Linked DNA regions of Homo sapiens: region 2 is linked to region 1. Evidence: chromatin contacts called from ENCODE Hi-C or POLR2A ChIA-PET data. All regions are on one chromosome and are shown on one strand. The core of a region is the stretch at or near the end of the contact, and the rest is flanking DNA. Distances in the headings are between cores, read along the strand shown.

The links. Hi-C counts contacts between places; a loop is a spot of excess contacts on that map. ChIA-PET counts read pairs that join two places held with the same protein, here RNA polymerase II (POLR2A). Pooled maps may share reads with other maps.
Region 2: a loop to region 1 is called in a pooled map, with 3 times the contacts of the local background. The contact joins the enhancer-like site here to the promoter of SLPI in region 1. A Hi-C loop is called at or near these places in 2 of 50 pooled maps. POLR2A ChIA-PET finds 5 or more read pairs at or near these places in 2 of 52 experiments (MCF 10A and PC-3).

What each region holds. Positions count from the first base shown.
Region 1 is chr20:45,252,135-45,256,085 of GRCh38, reverse strand. SLPI (secretory leukocyte peptidase inhibitor) reads left to right here and starts at 1,522. Exons shown (of 4, transcript NM_003064.4): 1 at 1,522-1,627; 2 at 2,353-2,511; 3 at 2,935-3,084; 4 at 3,667-3,847. The coding sequence starts at 1,543. The coding sequence ends at 3,671. All of the region lies in intron 2 of LOC105372630 (a long non-coding RNA gene), which reads right to left.
Region 2 is chr20:45,366,480-45,369,996 of GRCh38, reverse strand. SYS1 (SYS1 golgi trafficking protein) reads right to left here. Exons shown (of 4, transcript NM_033542.4): 4 at 788-3,122. The coding sequence ends at 2,882. The region is part of intron 3 of SYS1-DBNDD2 (SYS1-DBNDD2 readthrough (NMD candidate)); the gene reads right to left. Among named protein-coding and RNA genes, the nearest start is that of SYS1-DBNDD2, 5.1 kb to the right of the region's middle. RefSeq lists enhancers at 1,010-1,069, 1,730-1,779 and a silencer at 1,140-1,229. Within about 2 kb of position 1,641, at least 9 of the 41 ENCODE cell types and tissues checked have a DNase peak (open chromatin) inside an H3K27ac peak, as active enhancers do.

The sequences.
Region 1 (3,951 bases), core at 273-2,772:
CTTTTGTATAAAGGGATCTGCTGCCAGTTGCCTGTTTGGTTGTGGAATACTTAAATACTTCATGTGGGGCCATCGCTACTTGATAATGAGTGGGTCTTTCATGTCTGTGGAAAGTTCCACAAACCTTCACCTTAGGAATGAATGGGAGAATTCCAAGCATGAAGATAATGAGTCAAGAGCTTGGAGTTTGTAGCTAGATGAGCTTTGGTTGAATTTTATTTTATTTTATTTTTTTAAGACAGGGTATCGCTCTGTCCCCCAAGCTGGAATGCAGTGGCACAATCATGGCTCACTGCAGCCTCAAACTCCTGGGCTAAAGCGATCCTCCTGGCTCAGCCTCCCAAGTAGCTGGGACTACAGGCATACGTACGTCATCATGCCTGGCTAATTTTTTACATTTTTTTGTAGAGATGGGGTCTCAATATGTGGCCAGGGCTGGTCTCAAACTCCTACTCTCAAGGAATCCATACACCTCAGCCTCCTGGGCAGCTGAGACAGCAAGTGTGCGACCCTACACTCAGCTATGGGCTGAATTTTAGAGATAATGGTCGCTCTCTTTATAATTAGAAGCAACCTATGCAGACTGGGTAGCAAATAGAATGGGTTTAATTTTTTGCTGTCATGTGAGATCTGTAAGGGATTTTGGGGAATTTTAGGAAGCAATCCTCTAAGATCTCAAATTATCTCACAGCTAAATGTAGATTACAGTGACTGATGAGCTGCTTTCCCCCTTTATCTCAGATTCATTTCAATTCTCTTTAGTGGGAAGGGATACTATTCATTTGTTCTTTTCATTCAGAGTCCCTTCATGCCCTTAATTTCATAACCCTCTGAGAAGGGCTGACTTGTTAGTATCATTTCATTTCACAGCTGAGACAACTGAGCTCCAGAGAGATTTGTGGAGAGCGGAGCTCTTCTTCAGCTTTCATTTGTGAGTGCTTTTCCTGTGTCAGGCACAGAACAGGCACTGGGGATATAACGGTGTAAATATTTCAGGGAACTAAGTATCAGTTGGTTGAACGAGCTGAACTTTTGAGAAAGAAACTGCATTGAGTAATCAGCAGAGTTTCACAATGCCTGAGAGTCCAGTAATGTGAGAATCAGAATTAGCAATGTGAGAATAGAATGTATTGCACAAAGTCTCAGCAGGGAGTCTGTGTCTGGTTTTAGTTCCAGGTCCGGGTAGCACCTTTGCAATTGACCACTTCTTCCCTCTCTCCACCTATAAGGCTAATGGCCTGGGATCTTGTGATGTTTAGGGCTCAGATGGACACTGAGATGGCCTCTTTAATCAACCAACTTCCCAGGCCAATCTCTTCCCTTTCTTTTCTGATAGTTGCTGTGTTGGCCTCATAGCCTTACCTGGCATAGGAAAGATAAACAATCTCCTTGGTGTCAGGATTTCTGGTCTCTGGCTACGTTTCCTGCTTATGCAATAGTAGCTGGGAGAGGCCGAAAGAATTCTGGTGGGGCCACACCCACTGGTGAAAGAATAAATAGTGAGGTTTGGCATTGGCCATCAGAGTCACTCCTGCCTTCACCATGAAGTCCAGCGGCCTCTTCCCCTTCCTGGTGCTGCTTGCCCTGGGAACTCTGGCACCTTGGGCTGTGGAAGGCTCTGGAAAGTGTAAGTTGGAGTCACTCTGGTCTAATCTGGGCTGCAGGGTCAGAGGTGGGGTCTCCTTGTGGTGTGGGTGTGTCCCCTTCTGTAGGCTCTGATCCCTCAGCTTAGTTTCGGGAGACCTCCCTGAGGGTGGAATACATGTCTGGCTGAGCTCCAAGGTTTGTGTGACAGTTTGAGCTTCTGGAAATGCTTCCTCTATGCAGCCATGCTGTCAGCCCAGGTCCCACTCTCTCTCTCTCTCTCTCTCTCTCTCTCTCTCTCTCATACTCCGCCTTCTTCTTCACCTGTCTGCGACTCTCAAATCATTAGTTTCTGACTCTGCTTCCTTGTGTCTTTGCTTCTGCTATTTTGTCTCTGTGCTTCTGCCTTGGGCTTTAGCTCTCAACTTCTCTCACACTGGTTCTATTTATCTTTGTTTACCTCTCTCCATCTCCATCACTCCCAGCCTTCCTCTCTGCCTTTGTGTAGCCTTGTTTTGCTCTTGGGTGGGAGGTCTTGACTAGAAGCCTGCTGCCCTTTTCTTGGGTGTGAAACGTCCCCTGTCCATTTGTCTAATTTAATCAAGCCCATCAATACACCTGGAGATCAGGCAGGCATGACCCTTTGGGCTTTGTGGACAGCTACTGAGGTAAGGGTCTCTCCCCCTCAAAAGTGGTGCTTTGTTCAGGAGGCATGATGGGTCCTCAGTACCCAGCCTCCTCCTGACCTCTTGACTTTCTCTTCAAAAGCCTTCAAAGCTGGAGTCTGTCCTCCTAAGAAATCTGCCCAGTGCCTTAGATACAAGAAACCTGAGTGCCAGAGTGACTGGCAGTGTCCAGGGAAGAAGAGATGTTGTCCTGACACTTGTGGCATCAAATGCCTGGATCCTGTTGACACCCCAAACCCAAGTAAGCAGGTCGGGGAACTGGGTAGAGAGGAGTGAGCCTGGGGACACAGCATTAGAGGGATGGAACTGGGTGATGGGTCCTGCCAGGCCTCCTTGTCAATCCGTCAGTGAGTCACACTGCCCTAAGCAGGAAGGTAGCCAGCAGCTGGTGAAGCAGCGGGCATTTAGATAGCCAGGTAGTTGGAAGCCTCCCACCTAGTCAGCACTGGGTGGCTGGCCACCTGCATCAATGGGGGGCCTGAAGTTCTAGGAGAGCCAGGTGCTATGTTTGGGGGCCGCCTTAGGGAGAAGGTGGTGGTGATAGAGGTGGGGAGGGGATGATCCCCCCTGCTGAAGCTGGAGCAGGGGCTCACTCTAAAAAGTGGGGATGGGAGGGGTTGTATAAAGTACAAGGCCTCTGACCGGTAGCCTCACTCTCACCCAGCAAGGAGGAAGCCTGGGAAGTGCCCAGTGACTTATGGCCAATGTTTGATGCTTAACCCCCCCAATTTCTGTGAGATGGATGGCCAGTGCAAGCGTGACTTGAAGTGTTGCATGGGCATGTGTGGGAAATCCTGCGTTTCCCCTGTGAAAGGTAAGCAGGGGATGAGGGCACACTGAGCTCCCTCCAGCCCTCTCAGCCTCAACCCTCTGGAGGCCCAGGCATATGGGCAGGGGGACTCCTGAACCCTACTCCAAGCACAGCCTCTGTCTGACTCCCTTGTCCTTCAAGAGAACTGTTCTCCAGGTCTCAGGGCCAGGATTTCCATAGGATCGCCTGTGGCTTTGATTCTATTCTAGTGTCTCTGGGTGGGGGTCCTGGGCAAGTGTCTTTCTGAGTCTCAGTTTCTTTATCGGTAAAATGTACATAATGAGATTGAAAGTGCTCTGCAAAGCACTATGTGCACTAAGAATTTATTATTCAGGTTGTTTCCATCATGTTTTCTGAGGTGAAATCACAAAGGATCAGTGGAGTTTGAGGATTATCTAGTTCAATGCTTTGAGTTTAGAGTTTTACGGTGAAAATGAGACTTGTCTCCTGACACTAAGTCTCTCTCAACTATAGCGCTATCTTGCTATTTTCTCTATCTCAGAAGGATCCTTGGGCAGGAGGAAGGATGTGGATATGATTTGGCTGGTTTCTATGCTGAAGCTCTTATCTGATTTTCTCTCACAGCTTGATTCCTGCCATATGGAGGAGGCTCTGGAGTCCTGCTCTGTGTGGTCCAGGTCCTTTCCACCCTGAGACTTGGCTCCACCACTGATATCCTCCTTTGGGGAAAGGCTTGGCACACAGCAGGCTTTCAAGAAGTGCCAGTTGATCAATGAATAAATAAACGAGCCTATTTCTCTTTGCACATCCTGCTTCTGTGATTCGTTGGGGGTATGAGTGGGGTGGGAAGCTGTGAGGGAAGATCTAGATATGAGGCCTCCTTCCTATGAATACGTAGTGGGAGGAAGA
Region 2 (3,517 bases), core at 392-2,891, 110 kb before region 1:
GCTGAGATTGGGCCACTGCATTCCAGCCTGGGTAATGAAGTCGGAGTGAAACTCTGTTTCAAAAAAAAAAAAGGCCAGTTGGGCTTGGTGGCTCACACCTGTAAAATCCCAGCACTTTGGGAGGCCGAGGCAGGTGGATCTCTTGAGCCCAGGAGTTCGAGACCAGCCTGGGCAAAGTGGCAAAGCCCTGTCTCTAAAAAAATAAAAATAAAAATAAAAATACAAAAATTAGCTGGGCGTGGTGGCATGTGCCTATAGTCCCAGCTACTTGGGGGGCTGCGGCAGGAGGATCATTGAGCCTGGGAGGTTGAGGCTATGATGAGCCAAGATCACACCAGTGCACTCCAGCCTGGGTGACAGAGTAAGACCCTGCCTCAAAAAAAAAAAAAAAAAAAAAAAAGGAAATCTCTGGCTATATTTAATGTACTGCATATCAGCTTTTCTTAGAAAGCTAGTAATGTTTATAAAGTACTATTCATCCTCGGTATTTAAAAAAATTGACAGGACAAGAAGATATGATTATAAGGTGATAAACTATTTAACCAGACTGTTTAGCCAGTCAGAACTTATACATCCCTAACTACTGACCTCTTCAAAATGAGCTTATTAATATCACTATTAGAGCCCAAATCCTGGCTCTGCCAGCTCCTAAAAAGTCACCTTGGGTAAGTTCCTTACAGCTCCCTCATCTGTAAGATACAGATGACGTTACTTCTTACTTCAGAGGGTTCTTGTGAAGATTTTGAAAAGAGACATAAAGCACTCAGCCCACACTGCTGGACACCTCTTAAGCACTCAATAGATGTTATTTATTATTAAAATGACAAACATGTCACTGCCATTGCCCTGCCCTCTCTGGAACTCAACTCTAAAAACTGCTTTTATTGTTACTTTAGAAATCATAAAAATCTCATTAAGGTCACATATTTTTGATCCCCAACTACCATGCAGCTCAGTCTCCATATTACTGAAAAAAAGTTTGGATCACGTGACTTTTGGCCATTTCTAAAAATCAAATTAACACTCAGGGGACAGAGATTTGTCATCACAGAAGATATGCAGAAAAATAGGCACAAGACCTTGAAGTGAATCCCAAAGAGGCGCTCCAACCACAGATGGAGTAACCACCACCACGGCTGGTCAAGGGTGACAGCAGCCACATGATGGGTGTTCTTTCAAAGTTAGTCACATGCCTGCAGTTTGTGTTGTCTAGAGGGAAATTGATTAACCCAGGGAAGGTCATCCCAGCTGGTCTTACCTCCTAGACCCTGCAGCCAGGATTACTGTGCCTCATTAACAAACTGCTTCCTTCCAACTTGGCCAAGGTACCATGAGTTACTGAGGTGCCTCACCCTAGAACCTTCCCAGTCTCTTCCCAGGCATATTTATTCCTAAATCTTCATCCTGTCAGCATCAACTCCCTACTCTGTAGGGCTGAGAGTCAGGAGGTCAGATGAGCTTCTCAGAGAGATAGCAAAACTCATTTGTGTTACCATAAACTCATTTGTGTTACTGACAGCTGAAAACTGACAGCTCTCTTGGGAAAGCTCTGAAGAAACCAAAGAGGAACAGTGAAGGTTTCAATGCGGAAGTGGGTCTAGACTGTGTGCCGCTCCATTGAACATGTTCAGAAATCACTAGCAAGTAGGAACGGAAACCCAAGAATTATGTGGTTCACCTGAGGCATAGCAGGGGACGCTGCAAGTGAAGGAGACAGGATGTAAGAGTTCCCTGCACTGAGTATTTTAACCAAATGGAGGAATGACTCTGGGGTCCAGGAAAGGGAGAAGGTGGCCTAATAATTCTTTAAAGTTCCCTTGCCTGGCTGCGCTGATCTCTCTCAATCTCAACCGTGGCATTACAAAGTAAGTGCAGGCAGAACCATGGAAAATACTGTATTTGTATACACAGGAAGGATAGCTGCAAGCCCCTCACAGAGGAAACTCCACCCCAAAGAAAAATCTTAGCAGCAAATTCCTATCTCCCTCAGCACTATCAGCACAGCCCAGGCCAGAAGGTTGGGCTTCTTGTCTCTGGGAACCCATCATACCCTTCCCGCCAAAGAATTCTAAATAAGGCAGGAAAAAAAATTGGAGTCCAGTGGGAGCTGGGTGCCTGGTCATTCCTAGAAGACAGGCAGTGTCTTTATGATGGTTAGACTTTGAGCAACGCTGGGATTCTTCTCTGGGTCCTATGGCCTGCTATGTTGAGAGCTGGCAGCAGGATGGGGACCTGGTAGAAGGAACTGGAAGAAAGTCATAGGTTCTTGGGTGCACATGAACGTGTGTATAACAGGGCACAGGTTGTGCATTTTCCTTGTGCTTGATGCCTCCATCTGCCATCCTCTCCCTGACAGCAGCCTAATACTTCACACCTACATTTCTTTCTGTGGCTCTGGATCCGGAAACCAAGCGTTTCTCCAACAGAACTGCTGTGATTCGGCAACACTGCAAAGGTAACTGCTGTGATTCGGCAACACTGCAAAGGTAACAGCTGTCCCAGGGGGGTAAGACAGATGACTAAAGAAGTGGTTTGCTCCAATCAGATATCCTTGATTTTTTTTCTCTCTTAAAACAACAGGCTGGTGACAGGTATTGTGGCTCAAGAGTGGCATGGTTCCAATTCTGTTATTACCCTCAAAGAGGTCCCCTTCCTGACCTCTCAGATACCAAGGCTTCAACAGACAGAGGTCATTCTTGCAGCTGTCATGCTGACTGCTACCTGCCTTCTTTGACAGGCCCTCACTATCTCTCCCAAACCAACAGAGACTTCACATTTCCAGGGTTCCTCTCAGATCTGGGCTGGACCTCATCTGGAGGGTCTGAGCAGCCCAAGGTGTTAAGGGGCCCAAGTGTCAGCAGGATGTCCAAAGGGCCTGATTCTAGACATTGGATTTAGGGGCTGAGTTGAGGGGTATCTCCTTGAGCTCCGTCCGCATGCACAGGTACTCCCCGATGACAGCCATGAGTGCAATGCACACGGCTTGGACCAGCCACCAGGTCAGCGCCGAGGGGAAACGGGAGCTGTAGAACCAGCAGCCCAGGAGGTGAAAGAAATGGACAGTGACAGTGAAATCCAGACACTGCTTTCCTCGCCGGATGAAGTACAGCAAGCCCAGGGCACTGTGGGGAGAGGACAGCAGTGAGTTGTCACTGGGTTGTCCTGGCCTTAGGTTATTTGGGAGGGTAGGGACAATTAGGACGGCAGCATAGTGGTCAGAAGTGACGAGATAAGTGTGAAGCAAGGGTTATGATACCAGACGCCTAGAAGAACCTGGCGGGTAATGTCAAGAGTGAAGCTGACTGAGTATGAGCTTGATGATCGATGGCAATTGTCACTAGGGGATCCTAGGAATTGGTGGGGATCATGACACCCTGAAGCATACATGTTCTAGCTAAAGGGGGGCAGTAGCTACTTGCATCTAGGCAAATCTTATCATGCTAGAAGGTTGGCCTGGAATCAGTCAGTCATTCCATTATTCAAGAGAAGCCAGAAATCTGGATTTTTATATAAAATA